Linked DNA regions of Mus musculus: regions 1, 2 and 4 are each linked to region 3. The links are chromatin loops, found by intact Hi-C in ENCODE. Cell type or tissue: left cerebral cortex. All regions are shown on one strand. Each heading gives the region's core, and the rest is flanking DNA. Links, peaks and the distances in the headings are about the cores only. Region 1 has its middle 30 kb from the start of Gm38456. Region 2 overlaps Gm31814 (a long non-coding RNA gene). Region 3 overlaps Gm31527 (a long non-coding RNA gene). Region 4 overlaps Lpp (LIM domain containing preferred translocation partner in lipoma).

What was found. A loop is a pair of places that touch in the nucleus more often than their neighbours do. Peaks named below come from ENCODE experiments on the same cell type or tissue, not always from the same donor. Only the 100,000 strongest peaks of a DNase experiment are listed, where the experiment ranks them.
Region 1: it touches region 3 in a loop (3-fold over the local background); 9 of 42 quality-filtered maps call a loop at or near these places.
Region 2: it touches region 3 in a loop (2.7-fold over the local background); 3 of 42 quality-filtered maps call a loop at or near these places.
Region 4: a loop joins it to region 3, with 5 times the contacts of the local background. A loop is called at or near these places in 12 of 42 quality-filtered maps.

What each region holds. Positions count from the first base shown.
Region 1 is chr16:24,323,857-24,328,517 of GRCm38, forward strand. No RefSeq gene overlaps it. Among named protein-coding and RNA genes, the nearest start is that of Gm38456, 30 kb to the left of the region's middle. In left cerebral cortex, for the core only: no CTCF peak of the experiment used is centred there; a DNase peak (open chromatin) is centred at 2,349.
Region 2 is chr16:24,213,397-24,218,057 of GRCm38, forward strand. All of the region lies in intron 1 of Gm31814 (a long non-coding RNA gene), which reads right to left. Among named protein-coding and RNA genes, the nearest start is that of Gm31814, 47 kb to the right of the region's middle. In left cerebral cortex, for the core only: a CTCF peak has its summit at 370; DNase peaks (open chromatin) are centred at 2,087 and 3,647.
Region 3 is chr16:23,988,704-23,993,364 of GRCm38, forward strand. Gm31527 (a long non-coding RNA gene) reads left to right here. Exons shown (of 2, transcript XR_384770.3): 1 at 1-525. Bcl6 (B cell leukemia/lymphoma 6) reads right to left here and starts at 149. Exons shown (of 10, transcript NM_009744.4): 1 at 1-149. In left cerebral cortex, for the core only: a CTCF peak has its summit at 2,627; DNase peaks (open chromatin) are centred at 1,288 and 2,642; H3K4me3 peaks cover 2,077 bases; H3K27ac peaks cover 2,087 bases.
Region 4 is chr16:24,500,808-24,505,468 of GRCm38, forward strand. All of the region lies in intron 3 of Lpp (LIM domain containing preferred translocation partner in lipoma), which reads left to right. Among named protein-coding and RNA genes, the nearest start is that of Gm24440, 97 kb to the left of the region's middle. In left cerebral cortex, for the core only: a CTCF peak has its summit at 1,863 (motif pointing right); no DNase peak of the experiment used is centred there.

The DNA.
Region 1 (4,661 bases), core at 269-4,268, 340 kb after region 3:
GCAGTCAATAGCAGTGGGATATGTTATCTTATCCCAGGCATTTTTTTTTAAATATTTTTTATTATTACGTATTTTCCTCAATTACATTTAGAATGCTATCCCAAAAGTCCCCCATGCCCCCCCCCCCACTTCCCTACCCACCCATTCCCATTTTTTGGCCCTGGCATTCCCCTGTACTGGGGCATATAAAATTTGCATGTCCAATGGGCCTCTCTTTCCAGTGATGGCCTACTAGGCCATCTTTTGATACATATGCAGCTAGAGTCAAGAGCTCCGGGGTACTGGTTAGTTCATAATGTTGTTGCACCTACAGGGTTGCAGATCTCTTTAGCTCCTTGGATACTTTCTCTAGCTCTTCCATTGGGGGCCCTGTGCTCCATCCAATAGCTGACTGTGAGTATCTACTTCTGTGTTTGCTAGGCCCCGGCCTAGTCTCACAAGAGACAGCTATATCAGGGTCCTTTCAGAAAAATCTTGCTAGTGTATGCAATGGTGTCATCGTTCATAGCAGCCTTATTTATAATAGCCAGAAGCTGGAAAGAACCCAGATGCCCCTCAACAGAGGAATGGATACAAAAAATGTGGTACATTTACACAATGGAATACTACTCAGCTATTAAAAAGAATGAATTTATGAAATTCCTAGGCAAATGGATGGACCTGGAGGGCATCATCCTGAGTGAGGTAACACAATCACAAAAGAACTCAAATGATATGTACTCACTGATAAGTGCATATTAGCTCAGAAACTTAGTATACCCAAGATATAAGATACAATTTGCAAAACGCATGAAACTGAAGAAGAACGAAGACCAAAGTGTGGACACTTTGCCCCTTCTTAGAATTGGAAACAATCACCCATGGAAGGAATTACAGAGACAAAGTTTGGAGCTGAGACAAAAGGATGGACCATCTAGAGACTGCCATATCCAGAGATCCATCCCATTATCCCAGGCATCTTACTTCAACCATGAGAGGGCTCTTCTCAGTATATTTCTGTTGTCACATTTACAATGTTAGAAAGCAAAGAAAATCTGAAATTGGCGGCACGGAAGATTTGATAGACCCAAATACTATAAATACCAAAGAATAAGTTTAGTTTTTGACCACAAAGCCATACAGTCTTTTCCTAATTACATTCCACACATGGCCCACATGGTCTGGATGGGCTCCTCCCCTTTCCCTCACATGGAGTAAGTAGCCTAGGTTTACATAATTAGCTTGGCATAGTGTCCAACTCTGTGATTGGCTCACAGGAGGGCACATGACACAAGAAGCCCAATCAGCGTGATTTCTTCAGTTTTTAGTGAGAACTTTTCTGCTTTCCTACTGAAGGGCCTTTGCTCTAAAAATCTTCTAAAGTCCTGGGAGGAGAGGGTTTTAGAATTGAGTCAATATAAAGGAAGAGTAACTGAGAAAGCAAGTCCCAGAAAAGACTGTACCCATCCCGCCTCCCCCAACTCCAGGTGTCTGGGCTTCTCATCGCACAGGTGCAGATCCCATCTCCTGAAATTTCCACACATTTCTTGAGTGGCATCTGTAGTGATGCAATAGGGAGTCTCTGCACACAAACATGCTTAATGTTTCTCCGCTTACACAAAAAGGCAGCATGGGATCGGAGCAGAAGCCAGGCCTGGAAGGCAGTTTGTCCCTTTGAGACTTCGTTTCGGTCACTGTAAGGCACTGGAATCTTGCGCGCACCCAACTGGCCAGGAAGAACGACGCTGCAACAGGATCCTTCTGCACACGTTTATTCAGTCCTGTTTCTCCTTGTTTATATCTCCCTTGTTTATATCTCCCCCGAACCCTGGGCCTCTCACTCTTTTATACTCTCAGTTCCCATCCACGCATAGCAGGCCACGCCACCTCACCAGGCATACAGCTTCAGCTAATCAGGGCAGCAGGGGCATATCTCCATCAAAATGGATTCACCGGTATCCTGGTACACCTGCGCAGCTCTCAAGATGTTTGTGGCTTATATGAGGAAGTCAGGTGCAAATCATACGACTTAGCTGCAGTCCCTGGCGCCTTTGGGACTGCCGCCACACCCGCTCCTCACACTGGAATGAGACAAATGATGCACGAGACGCCTTCTTCCTAACTTTCAAAACTGTGCTCCTGTGTCCACTTATGTTGTCAAGTATGACACTTGCAAGCAGTTCACTTATTATGGAAAAGCATGGCTTCAGTGGCCACCAGCGCAGTGGGAGGAGACCTGAAGAACACAAAACAATTCCGTCCTCTGTATCTTCAGTAGAGCTGGCTCCAGAAGAGGGTCCAGTTCTGAAACATGGAACATTCTCCCCATTGGGCTCTCTGGGAAAAGGCCTCAGTATTGTAGAGGGTGCCTCTAGCTATTCAGGTCTTGCCAAGGAGAACGGCCAAGAAAGACAAGAGGTCACATGGCCAGGCCTGCAGCCGGCACAAAATGTTCTGAGCAACTAACTGATGGCTGGACAGGGACCAGGACTGACCCTGACCCTACGTTGAGTTTTCTAAGAGAGGTAGGCCAACACATGATGCAAAGGATTCTATTGTTGCTTCTGCAAAGCAAGATTTGAGTTAACATGAGTTGTATGTCTCTTCTAAATGAAGAGACATGAATTTTTTTTCTCATATGTACTTTTTTAAACATTGCAATAACCCAGTTACCACCTAATATTACTCCCAGTTTAGTGTGGCAGAAACAGAGATTCCAAGAGGAAACATTGTAACAACTTGCTGAGTGTCACTCAGCAACAGTGTCACTGTTAATATCCCCCATGAGGACAAGTTAATGAGCTGCACCTCCGGCATTCCAGTTTGCCTCATCTTCTCTCATTCCTACAGTGTTCCAGGGGCAGGAGCCACAGACACAGGGGTCAGAAGCTTGTACGCCAGTCCCTCTGTACAGCTGTTTGGTAATCACCCAGGCACAGAATATTCTGGCCATTTTACGTGCATGTCACCCTCCTGAGTGGACTGTGCGTTCTTGGATGTTAGATCCCTGTATGATTCAAAGTCTAATGGTGTATCTCACTGAAATTTGCACAAAGCAGTAATGTGGAAAACAGTTCCTCTCTCTGATCCAATGTAGGACTGGACCCAACCAAGGGTTGGACAAGGGATTCATCTAAAGGACAGTCAGGGGAAATTCCTAACCAGGCATGAGATGGTAGGGAGTGGCAGGAAACAGGGAACAGAATGTACAGGATCTGCCTGAGCCACTCATGTCAAAAAGTCCCCTAATGACTGAAGAGTCATCACATAAAAGGTACAAAAACAGGCGCTGGGTTGGATGAATTTGGCCCTCAGACAAAGTCACACTCCCCAGTGAGGTTCTACTCCTGAGTGTTGCACTGTGTATGGATCTGATCCTGTTCTTTCCCATGCTGTCACGCTAGTCTTCCAGTGAAGTCCATGACTAAGGGCCTCCATCTTTTTAATTATCATTATCTGTTGTTTGGGTACAGTGTTTGTTGAGTTTCGTCGTTGTTGTTGTTGTTATAGTGTAGGTGATCAGAACCAAGCCATTAACACATAAGCAAGCTCTCTGCCATGGAAGGACAGAGCATTTTAGGTAAGAGTTAAGCTAAAAGGTGTTACTGTACCCTAGTAGTCCATGCTAGTCCAAAACTCATGGCAATACTTCTGCCTTTAGTCTAAATGCTAAGATTATAGGCATAAATAAGCTTTTATAATTAAGTTAGTGCTTTTTTTAAAAAATGCTATAAGCTCCCATAAAGCAACAAGTCTCACCCTTCTCAACACTTCAATGCAGCTCTTCATACCGTAGTAACCCCAGCCATAAAACTATTCTATTTCTACTGTTATGAATCATAATGTAAAATCGTGTATGCAGGAATCTGATATTGTGATCACTATATTCAGTCATTCAAACCCCAAAGGGGTCACAACCCATAGGTTGAGATATGTTGCTGGAAAGGAAGCTAGAACTCAGGTTCCACTATTCCAGCAAGCTGAGTATTGATTATATCATCTGGATGAAAGTCAACCTATCTTGACTATCTGTACCATTATATGGGTTCAATATCCTTTATCCAAAATACATGTTGACTTCCTTTTAGATTTTGGTATATTTGAATGTACATAATGAGATGTCCTGGAGCTACAACCCAAAACTAAACACACATTTTATATTTTTTACTTTTCCTTTATATACGTCTAGAAGGTAATTTTATAAAATATCTCTACTGAACTTGTGTTTTGATTGTGACTCTATATATGAAGTAGAATATGAGATTTTCTACTTGTGACATTTTACTTACACTCAAAAGTGTTGCACTCTGGAGTCTTCATGTTTCAGATGTTCAGAATAGGGGCCTAACTTACAACTCGAAGAGTCTTTAGGATACCAAAATGATCGATAAACTCCTTGCTCTGAAACAAGATCTATAGGTGATGAATCTATAGGATATCTAGCCAAACATTCTTTCCCTCAGTAACTGGGGCACTAGGACCACAGTGGTGAGCTAACCAGGCACAGTACCTGCCCTCCTGAAACTTGTAGTCAGATCACCAGCTGAGCACATAAATGAGTGTATGATGTAAAGCAATAAGCACTCAGAGACAGTCAGTGCTCTGAGAGGTCTACCCTAAGATGATCATGTCTGAGACACATAGGAAAATGGAGCACACATGCCATGGCCCTATGAAAGAAA
Region 2 (4,661 bases), core at 369-4,368, 220 kb after region 3:
GAAGTGTCAGAGTACATAAAGTTCCTAGAATGTGGACCTCCTGAGTACCATGGGGATATTTCTACATTTGTCTATGAAAGCTGAAGAACCTAACGTGTTCTTCGGTTCCTGCATAACAAAGGGGAAAGCCCTGGCTTGGGTTAGCTCTCTTCAAAAGTGTCACTTAAGAGTGCAGAATTCTAGACTTACATCCCATCTTGAACACTGATCCTTGTATATGATGTACTTTGGCTCCATGCTGAAGACTGTTTGAACCCCTTGGAAGGCAGTGCCTAGAAATGAAGATAAATGGAGGTAATTTTCTCTTCTATCCAAAGCCTGTTTTTCTTTTAGATATATGTAGGCATGGAAATGAAATGCCACACATGTCCACTAGAGACAGTTTCAACTCCTGGGTTCTGTGTGTGCATAGACATGGTCAGTTAAAGCTACAACACCCCTTTCAACATCAACACTCCAGTGCTTGGTGTCTTGTGTCTATGTGCAATTTGTATGTAGTCATTTTTTATTTGTGCCAGGCTCGTTACCGGGGCATGTGTTCTATTTTACTCCAGGAGAAGACGCTGATGCATGAAGGTCCAAACAAAAAACAAAAAACAAAAAACAAAAAACAAAAAACAAAAACAAAACCCAAGAATGAAAAACGATGTAAAACCAAAGACCAGGGCTTCAGCAGTTGCTTCTTAGGATGAACTCAAGGGCATGACCCAACAACTGAGTCCAAGGGAGTGGGGAAAGTGTGGCTGGCTTCCAGACCATTCTGTCCTGTTAGTTCTCTGGCTTACTTATCATCTGACTCCTTTTGTTAAGGTCATCATTCTGAAACATTATTCTGTGCTGCTCTTCCCTGTGTCCACTACTCTCTCAACACACACACACACACACACACACACACACACCTAGTTACATTTCAGATTCAGCCTTAACACTAATCCTTCAAAGGGTCTTTTCCACCACCTCCCTTTCTTAAAAATACCAGCCACCTATTCCATGGACTTACCCACCACTTTTCATGGTATTCACATTTTCAAAACCATTTCAAGACCCCTTCTCGCTGTTTAGCCACCCCCTCAACAAAGCCTAGCTAACATCTGGAACCAAGAATACATACAACCGATAACTGACTACGTGTCTGAAGAACAAGTATTCAAAACTGTAGCAATTCATCTCTTGTTAGCAGTGCCTTAAAAGCCTCTTTCAATCACTTATCAACTGTCCTGCTGCCCTTCATGTCTAACCTGGCAGTTGACATGTCCCACAGTCCTCCATTTCAATGCATTTAGTTTTTATGACCGTAGTTTCCTGCCCCAGATTCCATTGTTTACAAAAGCTTCACACTGCAAGATGTATCTAAAAAAACTGAGATATCTCCCTTGAACTTTTCACTGAGCATTCAGTACCCATTCTGTCTTTCAGTAGCATCCTATAGCCAGTATTAGCTTCTTCTCTGGCCACCTACCTAAACACCTTCCATGGAGACTCCCCTTAAAGATGAGGCTCAGACAGTATTGAAGGAAAGGGGGATCCCTTAAGGGATGCTTGAGCTTTTTAAGAATTCAAGTCCTACAGAAACCCCTCTAACCCAGTAGTTGGTGCTGCACTTAGTAGGTACTCATCATGATTTAGCTTGAAAACCATTCTCCCCTGGTTGGGATATAAGGAGGCAAAGAAATATTATACACCACTTTGGTCTTTGAACGATAACAGCTATACATACGTGTAGTCTTGAGGAAAGGCTTAATTAACCCCACTGAGGATAATACCACTGCCTATATGGCCAGTATGAATGGGAGCCGATGTCGACAAGTTCTGCATTTGCTGAGCCCACAAAACAGATTCGATCTCCATCACATTTTTCCTCTCTTATTGTCCAAGAATCATGGACACCAACTTCTGAGAATCCAAAGGCAATATGTGGATTAGAACCCAGAGTAGAGACCGTTTTTTCATGCTCCCAGTCAGCCATCATATGATAAAACCTATGCCCTGCCACTCCTTCTCAAACCGTGCACCCTGATGGATGGAAAGGTGGCCAGAATCGCCTCTAAGATGACTCAGTTCGGTGACTAAGGCGAGGAGGTACCGATAGTGGGAAGCAGGTGGGGGCGAAGAGGAAATGAGTGCACACTGTATCTCGCAACAAGCTCCAACACAAAGAGATCTGATCTGGTACCTATTGTGGCTCTGATACCACACAGACAGACAGGGGCCTGGGTGTTTCCTTGTGTGGTCTGCCTCACTTCATAGTGTACTTCCTATATGCCTCTCTGTACCAATGCTAAGCATCCTCTGTTCTCTGGGGTCAGTTAGATAGGTATTGGACACTGCGGATGGACTGGATTTTTAAGTACATCCTGTACCCCCAAGCAGTGTGTATCTGCTAGGCTCCAGGCTGTCTCTTTCCCCCATGGCTACACTTTGACATCCCTGAGCATTGTGCAAGCAGCACATGAGCACAAGGTACCTGGTCAACTATCCACATTCAGCTCCTCTGCTGGTTAACTGTGCCACCTAGTCACCTAACTAGTCACCCAAGCTAGAAACCATGTGATGAAGCCATCATCTTCCTGTGTTCTAGGTCACTCTGATGTCCAGACGAACACTAGTGCCAGGATTTCTCATATCTTTTCTCTTGTCCTCCCCCTCTGCAGCTAATATAGACACGTTGCCATCATCGTCCCTTATGGCTGTTTCTCCCCTCTTCTCACTTATCTCCCTGCCTCCTGGTCTCCCCTCTGACTGTTTTTCAGATCACACATGAAACAATACATTCAAATTTCATTTATAATCTTGCCATGCTTCAGTTGGCCTCCTCCAGTTCTCACAGGATGGTCCAGATTCAGGCTTTACATAATCCAGCACCTCCCTGCCTGCTGGTTTGGCCTGCTGACCCCACCCCACAAACTCATACATACAGTGACACACCCTAGAGTCCAGCCAGCCCTCCGAGTCCCATACCACACTACACCCTTCCCACTTCTGAATCTTCCAAGACACCACTCCTCTCAGGTGTGTGCTTCTCAGCCAAAATTCCCCATCTTCTACATTTCACCCAAATTGTCTCTCCCATGGGCACCCTGTTGTGCTGGCTCGATTATGCCTTTCTTTCCCATGGACCGAGAGGTCCTTGAAAACCCACTCAACAAATACTTGCTGAAAATGTGAACTATCAAAGGCCATTGTGAAGTCATAGGGCCTGTTTTCCCCTATGGTCCTGATGTTCTATGTTCCCCAGTGTTCTGTCCATAGCACAGATGTGTGATCTAAACAGCACACAAGCATCGCAGTCTCAGATCTCCTGCTGTATTGTTCTTCAAACAGACAGGTCACACTCCTGCCTCATTACTCAGCAGGGGATACTGCTGGGTTGATATTCCCAAGGAAGGGTTGTGGGTCCACCTCCACAGCAAAATAGCTGCTCTCAGAAACTCTGGTTGAAGTCACCAAACTGCTCAAAAATCAGTGTCCAGAGTCAGGCAGGCCACCTTAGAACAGGACCCTAGCCCTGCTATCGGCATAGTCATGGCTGTCCTCTACCCACTGGGTGCTCTTTTGAAGGCACTCACCCAAGGATTGCCACAGCCTTCAGACAGGCAGAGGGTGATACATCTGCGCAAAGAAAGCCACCCACAGAGTCTCACCTCTTCTAGGTCACCGTTCCACAACCATCCCTTCCCTTCCAGTACCACCCACACCTTGAGGTGCCACCCACAAGCGCTCTTTCGCTCTCTTGCTCTGTGTGTGTGTGTGTGTGTCTTTTTCTGTCTCTCTCACTCCCTCTCTGTCTCTGTCTCTCCCTGTCTCCCTGTCTCTCTCTCCTGTCCCCTCCCTCTACTAGAATCCCCCCCCCCACATACACACACGTGCACGCCTCAGCCTGTCTGTCTGCAGACCTATACATAGTTCTACACATCACACAACAGCTTTCAAAGAGAAGCGTGTGTTAGCAGCGTTAATGGCTCTAGTCTCTCATGTGCTAGCATCAGCCTGCCCCTCACTGAACGGCTTCTGCAGTAGGAAGACCTGAGCTTAGTTCTTCACTATGATCTTCTCTGGCCCTCGCTTTTCTTATTTATAGGATTGCACTGAGGACTTTGCCTACAACATCCTTTCTAGTTCTAACAAGATGCATTAAGACAGGGCTTGCAAATGTGCCTCAAGAGTGCAGGTACAATGTAAACATATAAGATTCATAGGAATTAAAGGCTAGTGGACACCACAATTATAGCCTATACTGTTTCTATCTCTAAGAAACAGTAGCCTTTCAAATAAAAAAGAACAACTAAAATCCAACAGTTAGTAGATGCATATTATGTGAAAGAGATCACCACAGCTTTAAGCTGTATGTGAATACTTTATATATTTAAAGACAAATGTTCCACATTTCAGCATTAAATGTAGGTGAGCACATTTCTCACATATAAGAAAAGAAACACTATTTGCCTGTGTACAGATGTGTATCATTTTGAGAGAAAACAACACTTGCCTAGGAGTCAGGAATAAAGCATAACAAAAGAGATGGCTTTGGAGGAAAATAATACATACATACAAATATATAGATGGATTCAAATCCTGACTTACTCATTCACTTTTCGATTGGGGATAATTTATAAGTTAACTAGTCTCAATTTCCCCATATTAAAAAGAAAGAAATTATGAAG
Region 3 (4,661 bases), core at 414-4,413:
CTCGGTGGCAGCGGCGCGCTCCGCAGCGCCCTCCCGGCCGGCAGAATGCCTCGGGGCCGCGCCGCTCGCCGCCCTATAGTGCGGATCGTGGTTCCCGCAGCACCGCCGCCCGGAACACCGGGGGTCCCGAGGCGGGCGCGCGCGGCTACAAGGCGACCCTCCCTGCCCCGGGCCACCGATGGAACCGCCCGCTCCGCCGCCGTCACGTGGGCTCCGTGACGTCGGCGTCTTCGCTGTAGCAAAGCTCGGCCTCTGGAATTCTGAGAACTAATTTGCTATTCGGTGACATAAGAGGGAGAGTGCGCTTTGCTTTCCCGGGGTCTGGGGCTAATTCTTCCTCTCCTACCCATAAACTCGGCTCCTCGAGCTAAATACACAAAAGGGAGCGAGAGAGTTGAGCCGTTAGAACAAGTGTGTTAGAGGCAGGTTTAGAGAGACGAGGGAGGGAGAAAACAATAAATACCACAGCTCCTTCCAGCTAGAGTATTAGGCACCACGAGAAAAATATTTGCCAAGCAGTTTTCGGTGGGTTCATTTGTTTTCTTTTTATTTGGGACAATTATGTTGGGGCGGGGGGGGGGTCCTTTGGGGATGGTGGCTTGGGATGCTCCTGTTGTATTTTAATGATTTAGGTGGGGTTTTTTTTCCGCTTCTGATTTTTGCCTTTTGCAAGTTTGTGGTGTTATGTAAATCGTCGGGACTGTCATTCGTTGGTTTTATTGTCTCCCTGCGTTCTCGCTTTCTCTCTCTCTCTCTCTCTATCTCTCTCTCTCTCTAAAGGTGCAATATTTCAACCTAATACCATTGACAGAAGCTTACATTTTTGGCCACATATGACAGCCCCAACCTCCAACACCACCACCGCTCCCCGCCCGCCCCCCCCGCCCGCCCCCCAGCCGCCCTTGGTACAATTTCCTTTTCCTCTTGGACTTTTGCTGAAGCTTTCCTGCACTTGAAAGAGATGTAAAAGGATTTGGATTGGTTTGGTTTGTTTCTTTCCAGGACAGCGAGTGGTGGGTTTACTCTGTTACTGTTGACTCTCAGGAAATTTCTTGATGCTAGAAATGTGTGTGTGGGTACGTGTAATGTTTGCCTGTTACAACATTCTGTGAAGCCAAATACATGTTTGTATTTTGCTATTTTCTTAAGGTCTTGAACATTCCCCCCACCCTTTTTTTTAAACCCCCACTGGGTTCGTTTCAAGGTCGTCGGGAGAAAGGAAAAAAAATCTCTTCAGTATGTGTTGAAGGGATCAGCCTGAGGGAATTCTAAAGGCCTGGCTGCCAGGATCACAGATACTGCGCGTATTGAGTACAGGCTGTGCTACACTAGGCGCACTGCTCGCAGCCGGGTCCTCTAGGCTTTGGAGCAGAGCTGAGGGGAGGAGAGGAGCGGAATCTTTCTTTCCCTTCTTTCTTCCTTTATTTTAAAAGGTGAATACAGGGCAGACTCCTTTCACGGTGGGCCCTGGGTTATGTGTTCATAGCTGCAGTTTCCTTATTTAAATGTTGGTCGGGGTTTTTGCCCTCCTACTCATCCCTGGATGAGTGAGACTCTTGTTTCTTTTATGTCTGTCTCTTGCAAGAAGGGTGTGAGCTAAATAATATTCAGATTCCTTAAGAACTAGAATGAACTCAAAGTGTTTGGAGCAAAAGACTCTTTCAAAGGTCAGGCTGTTCTGGGCTTTAGCTGTGAAAGTCCTTCAAGTGGCTCGTTAAATCACAGAGGGGTTTTCAAGCATTCGCAAAATATCTCCACATATTAATTTCTAATGAATACTTGTGGACCACAACCCTAAACGTGGGCTTAAAAATAGAGATGCAAGCAGAGTTCTGGAAGACTGCTGGCTTGTGGGGTACAGAGGACTGGTCCTATGAGAAGTTTTTGCTGTGCTGTTGTTGGAGTACCACCACTTCAAAAGATGATGTCACAGGTTTTAGAACTGGGGGAGTCGAGGAAGGAGCTGGTTGTTTTCTGTGAGGGTTGGAACTTAGAAAATCCGTTGTCTGTCCCTGAGAAATCTGAATGCTTTAATACGTATTGGCAGATGGATTACTGCAGTCTCGGTGGAAAAGCCTGTCTTGTGAAGGATTTTTGAGGAATACACATAGGCCTAATCCTATCACTGTTGGGAAAATGAACATTTTACTTCCAAAGACACGGTGACTTTGTCAAATTGATCCACACTGCCCGGAAGCAGGGTGGCTGCTTTGGGTTTTTGTGTCTTAGAGTCCCCTTCCCTCTCATTTTAGAGTATTAAGTTAATCCCACTGGACCAAAATGACACCCTAATTTTGCTGAAGTGAATTTCTTTGTGTAGCTAGCTGTCTGATTACTACCTTTTCTGAGCATTAAGTACTTCAAATTTCTTAGATGCAATTTAGCTTTGGAACGCAGGTGTATGGTTTTGTTGTATTGTTGTCTTCATAAATAGAATTACTTTTATGGTGATTTTGGTTATTTTTCTTCTCAGAGTGACCTTGTGTCTTATCCCTTGACTCCCACCACCAAGTCTTCAAAACACACACACACACAAACACACACAGAGTTAGAGAGAGAGGGAGAGAGAGACAGAGAGAGACTGTCGGTCTTGTGTTCCCTTTGCTATTCCACTTTTATCCCCATGGGGGCGCTGCAGAGCAAAGGGAAATGTGCTCCCTCGGGCGGTAGAGCCAGCCAGAGTGGGGGCTGGGAAGGAATTTACCCTTCTCATACCTCAAACCCTTTGATTCTCTGAAAAGTTTCTCAGAGCAACAGCTCACCAGCCCTGCTTTATTAACCCAGCACTAGGACCTCTTATCCTTCCTGGGACCATGTGCCAGAGTTTGTGTTACTGTGGTGGGATTTTTGTTGTTGTGTTTTGATTTTTTCCCCCTTCTCTCTCTCTCTTCCCACCCCACCCCCCAAGTCAAAGTGTGTATGTTGGAAGAAAATAACCAAAACGGAAGGAGGCACCTGCTTTTAGATGAGCCTCTTTTCTCTCAACTGAATGGATGTTGAAGAAAATTATGCGCTCACCTTTCAGTTTCTTCGGTTCCAGAGAAAGTGACTTAATAGAGTTTTATACCAATGCAATCTCTTCCTGCATGTCCTTTCTTCTCTCTTTATGGGTCTTACCTCATCACTTCTAGCTATGTAAGGCCCTTGAATTCTACAGTGCTATTATTATTGGGATAAAGAAATGACCGGAATATATTCAGAGTCCTTTAAATCATCCTTAAGGAGCCCACAGGAGTGATCCCATGCCCTGGGGTTTTATGAATTATTTCTGCAGACTTGAGAAAAACGTGGATCAGCTAATGCCATGAGTTAATGATTCCTGGTTGCTAATACTCAGGATCGGGGACTCGGCCAACTTCCTTGCCCCGTGGACTGAGCTTAGGAAAGATCCTTGATCACGGCTGCTGGGTAAATATAAGCTCTATTACAAAATAAAATAACTCGGTACTAATATTACATTGTTGAAGGGATGGAACACAATTCACACCCAAGACCGTTCCCACAATTCAGCACTGTAGATTCTAGAACGAGGAGCCTTACTGATTGATAATCACCCCTCCAGGCTCTGTCTTCGCAAAGACTAGACTGTCCCTCGTGAGCCAACCTAGAGTCACAGCTCAAAACGAATCCATGTGATTTGATGCCCGTGGTCAATTCTGAAGATCGGGCTGACCTGACAATCTGGCCTTCAGGGGTGTGTATCCTGTGCTTGCAGAATGGAGGACAGCAAGGCTGCATGAGGCCCTGTGTAAACAGTAGCTGGTTCTGAGAACTGACTCCAGGCTATGCTTATAGGAGCTGGGGCCATTTGGATTTGTGAAGAATTTGTGTGGCTATATGAAGGGTCTGAGCTGTAAACATTGACAGTTCTATTGAAAAGCATACCTCTTTATTCTCTTTCAAGACCTTCCTTTGGAAGGGCTCTACACAAGCCAGACATATATGTGAAAGCTGGAGGAAAAGGATTGGTTGTCCAAGGTCTTCCTTGGCTTCATGGTGATTTGAAGGCCACCTGGGCTACATTAGACTTCATCTTTGAAAAACAAAGAAACAACATTCTATAAAAACTCTCTGTATATTATCCCCAGCCACAGGATAGGTTAGTGGATTTTCTGATAGATTGAGGGACGAGCAGGAAACGGAGAAAAAAAATACTGAAACACTGGTACAGGGGGGCAGACCTGAGCCTACTGGCAGCTGTGCTGTCACCTCCTGAGGAGGAGATCTCATTTCAGTTTCTCCTCTTGCTCAAAGCAGGCTCATTCGTCCATTCCTCTTCTTTGTCGTCGTCGTCGTTTTCTTCTTCTTCTTCTTCTTCTTCTTCTTCTTCTTCTTCTTCTTCTTCTTCTTCTTCTTCTTCTTCTTCTTCTTCTTCTTCTTCTTCTCTCCTCCTCCTCCTTCTCCCTCCTTCCTTTCCTCCTCCCTCCCTCCTTCTCCACTTTCTCCTTCTCCTTTCTCTTCCTCCCTCCTCCTCCTCTTCCTCCTCTTCCTCTTCTTCACCACCATCATCATCTGCCCCTCTTTAGCAAACCTTTCCAGCCTGGCTTACAGGCTTTTTTCACCACAGTACCAATTGCCCATGCTCTGCTCATTAATTTAAATGGCAATGACTATCTGGGTTTTAAAATAGAGAAGTGTCAGGATGGGAACACGCAATCATT
Region 4 (4,661 bases), core at 210-4,209, 510 kb after region 3:
AAACCAGTGTGGGCAGTAGGTATGCTATTTGTATCGAGTGGTAAGTTATGGACAGATAAACAAGGTTCTGGCGGTTGTCATGATAGGGTCAGATATAGAATGAACTCTCCCTGGCAGCTTTTCATTACACTCCGTTCCCCTTGCTTTCTTCTTACTCTCTTTCCACCTGGAGAAAGTTGTCACTGAGACCTCTGTGACTGTCTGGAAGGAGTACTCTGTTTTTACATCTTCCTCCCATGGCTCCTGGAGCTGGAGACCTCCCATGTGTGCAGTATTCAGACTCTGCCTCTTTAGATCCTGGATTGGCTGTCAAGGGTAAATTTGCTGCAAAACACCTTCTAATGAGTTCATTATTTTTCATGGTCTACTTGGTTTATCACAGGCCGGGGACAGCCTGATATTTGCTTTCCTGTCTAGGATCAGGTACAATGTACGATCTCCCCTTGGTGTTTTCTTTTTATATGTTCTTTATAATACATTATGTTACAGTAGAGTTTAGAGATGCTTTTGAGCATTTGGGAGCAGCCTGAGAATAGGCGCTTCTGCTGGTGTCTGCTGATGGTGGCTGTGTAGTACAGCCTGCCTGGCCCCTGTGAAATCCCACTCTCTAGGGAACAGCCTCAGTCTCAGGCACTTATGGTATTGGTGCTTAGCATTTTTGTATTACTTTATATTTGCAAAGTGCTTTCCAGTGATTTATTAGCCGCTCTTGTTTTTAATAGCCCCCAGAGATAAGTTGATATTCAGCCTTCCGAGAATGTAAATGCGTAGAGGAGGCGTATCTCATCAGATATTATTGGATCTGGGTCCAGGACTCTGACCTCCTGGGATAAGGCCATTTGGGGTCACTGTCTTCTGTGGATTAGTAGGAGATCAAATGGACTTAACTTTGGCTCCCAGAGTCTCTGAGGCAGAGATGGAATGACTTGAGAGCTATTTGAGGAACTGGTATGGGAGCTGTCAGCAGGAGCCAGATAACAAGCCTGCCTCTACTGGTGACTGGCTCATTGAGTGTGAACATCGCTTTGCTGACCTATGTCTCACACTCACTGCTAAAACAACGGCTTCCTCCACAGTCACTTCAGGGCTAGGACTGTGTTAGGTGCGATTGAGCGACTTTGAATTCTTCCTCTGTGGCTCTTGTGTAGTCGGTCCATAGGTGATAGAGGGAGGAGGTGGGTATAGGTCTAGGCCACCAGACTCCTTCCTCGTGTTACAGAAATGCCGGCCTTGCTTTTTCCACATCCATGGTCTGACAGTGAGGAACCTTAGCTTTGTTTTAAGAAGCACACTGCCCTGGTCATGGTTAAACCCGAGAGAGGAGCCAGGCAGCCCAGAGCTAGCAATTCTGTATCTTATGACTGTTGTAGAAAGTCATTAGCAGTCTTGATTATCTCACTGGTTCGACATACGTTTTAGGGATGTGATGTAATGCGAGGGAACATTTAGTTGTCAGATTTTAGGGCTGGATCAGATTTATTCTTGCAGGAAAAGTCTAGTTGTCCTGGCAACCTGAAATTGATTTTCTTTTTGCTCTTGTCAGCTGAAACTGGTCCCCTTTGAATCATTCCTCTAATTTAATATAGAGAGCTGTATGTCCCCACCTGGTAACTGGATTGTTCTTAATGATAGATGTCTCCAGCAAATGGTTCCTCTGTCCTACCTGAGCCAGGAACTGTGGTTTATTACCACTGTCACCCTGTGCTGTCCCCTTTGTGGTTATTTGTCTGTGGAGTTAGATGTAGAAAGAACGTGGCATTCAAATAATTAAGACTTTAATCAGGCCCGTGGAACAGTGATGTAATTGGCAGCCAATCATATCCCTTCATTTTCAGTTACTTCGGGCCTGGGTGGGATTCCAGTGAGCTCCAGGAGGGGGAGTTATTTTGGGGGGATGCCTAGCAGTTTTGTAACTTAGGGATGGCCATGTTATGGCTCAGAACACAGAGAGAAAGGGGAGGTTGCCCCTATCTATTCTCTCTGTCAAAGATAGGGAGGTGGTCTACAAAATACAGAATTAACAGTTAATCAGAAATAGATACCCACAGCAGACGAGGAAGAGGGAAAAGAACCTGTCTCTTTGTTAGATGATCGCAGACCTTGTGGGCTACAACTCCCACATCTCAGGATAGAGAGGAAAGAGACCTTCTGGCAAGGATCTGCTGCCAGTCATTTTGATGAAACCTGGAAATCAGCAGAGATCCAGAAGTGAGGAGAAGAGGAGATGGACAGCAGCCATCACAGAACCAGGTGTCCGGAGTGTACAGTCTGCCCACTTCATTGTGATTCCTGGGACAGTTCTAGAACCACTATTTCCTAGATGGTTTAGGAGTCTTTGAAGAGAAGCCATTTTTACCAGGAGTCATAACAGGGTCACTTAACCTTTTTCTAGCTTCAATGTTGGAACATCCTGACACAGTGGATGGAGTGTAGGCTGTGGAGATGGATTGTTGGGGTTTAAGTCCAGGAGTCTCTGCTTTGTCACCCCATGACCTTGGCCAAGTTGTTTAGTTTCTGTGAATTGACATTCTCCTCTGTCAAAGGGCTACCGGGACTGACAAAGCTTATGTGACATGATGCACGGGAAACGCTTAATAGCGTACATACATGAAGCATTTAATCGACATTGCTAAGGTTGTTATTGTTCAGAAGATATTTGAGAAGGTGAAAACACTTACCACTCTTTTACCTAGTTATGGATAAGGTAGGGAAATGCCAGCTTGGTTGTCAAATAGGCAGTGGCTGCGTTTGTAGGGCCATGTATACTTGCCAGTAGTAATATGGTAGAGAAAGATTGTGTGTCTTGATGAGGAATGTTCCAAAATCAGATTGCAGGAATATGCAGGGAGGATGAAGGGGTGGATCATTTTTGTGAATTGCTAACCCCATAATCTCCCCCTCTGTTTTTCTCTCCTGAGAATAACCATCTTGAGTGATTGGTATGTGTCTACTTCCCCTGAACCTTTATATAGCTGATATACTTTGGTTGAGGACCTTCCGAAATCAATTATATAAAGTTTTATCCGTTGTTCTTGAATACCCTCTCCTGACTACACCTTGAACAGTCAACTAACTGTCAGTTAGGTTGGGATTTTGTCTTTCTTCCAGCACTCTGCTTGACCTGTACATAGTCTTTCTGGGTCCACAAGCACAGTGAACCTGTTTAAACCTCTGCCAGCAGGGCCTTGGGAGATGTGGCCTTTCACATTGTCTGTTCCCAACCCAGGTTGCCTCTTCCCTACCTCCCCATTTTCTCTGTTCTCTTCTATCCCTCCTTTGTTACCTACCTTTCTTCCTGGCCTTCTTATAAAGTTAAAGCTCTTGGTGGCTTAACATGAAGCTCAATGACAAGGTATTCATATGATGTGATGAATTCATGGAGAAGCGGGCTGTGGCCATCTTGTCCCCTCTTTGAGTTACCAGGTTCCTCCCTGATATGACTTCCTGGCTTTCCTTGTCTGTAACTCTGTGGGACTGGATTGTCTATGTTGAAACCACAAGCCTGTTTTGTAGCCATGTGAGTTAGCACTCGGCAGTCTTAGGAAGCCATGGTGGGGTGTGATGCATTCATGAGTTGTATAATTTCTTGTTCTGTATACAGCTGATAGGAGGGTGGTCTGTGTACACTTCTCTCCTCTGGCTCCTGGCAGAGATCCACCGATCCCAAGAACAGAGAGCTCAGAACCTCAGCCATGAGCCCTGGGCTGTATTTCCAAGGCAGCCTCAGGTATCTTATGTGTGGTATATCCTTGCCTCCTCTTGCTTTCCTCTGGACTTCTCTTTACACACTACATCTTCACATGTGTTATCTCAGGAGATGGCTCTCTCTGCCAAGAACTGCTTCATGCTCGCCTCAGTTTCTCCTTCTCCTAAGCAGGAGCTTTCCATGTGGAAGGATACTTCCATCTGCCCCCATCCTATATGTTTGAGCTTTCAGGATCCCATTCTACACAGCCTCCTGTTCTGGTGGCATCTCTCCCTTTTGGATCATGGTTCAGGGGCTGGCCTTGAAGGTACCCTGCCTTATACTGATTCAAGAGGAAGCCTGTTTTAGGAGCAGAGCTCTAAAGAGCAGCTGCCAGCCTCTGCTCAGTTCTATTTAGCCCCTCTTCTCTAGCGCAGTGGGAGGGGCATGCCTGCTGTAGATGCTGGGCCACTGCAGTTAGGTTGGGATATTGTCTGTCTTCCAGCACTGAGGTTCCTAAGGGTGTCACCTTCTCTCAGAAACATTTGCCTCTTACAACGAGGAAGTGGTTTTCACAGTGACCTCCAAATTTCTCACTTTGATTTTTTTTTTTTTTTACCCCTCCTGCTTTGATCATTTATCACCATGGATTGAACTCAGAGCCTAACTCTGCTACAGAGGTGCATCCCAGCCTCTGCTCGTTTATCTCCTTTAAGAAGACTGTGCAGTCATTCACCCTATTACCGGGAAAGCAGACAGAGTTAAGGTGCTGTGTTTGTGAAATTGGGGAAATTACAGCTTTGTTTTATGACTCTGGCCTTTGGGGAGAGTCCAGGGTCAGACTCCTCCCTTGATGTCCTCGATAAATCCACTTTCCACTAGCACTGTTAGGATCTTAACTAGATTGCTGCTTGTGAAACATCTTCTCCTGACTTGAAATTAAATGCTGTTCCAGTGACTCGTCCGTAATAATTCT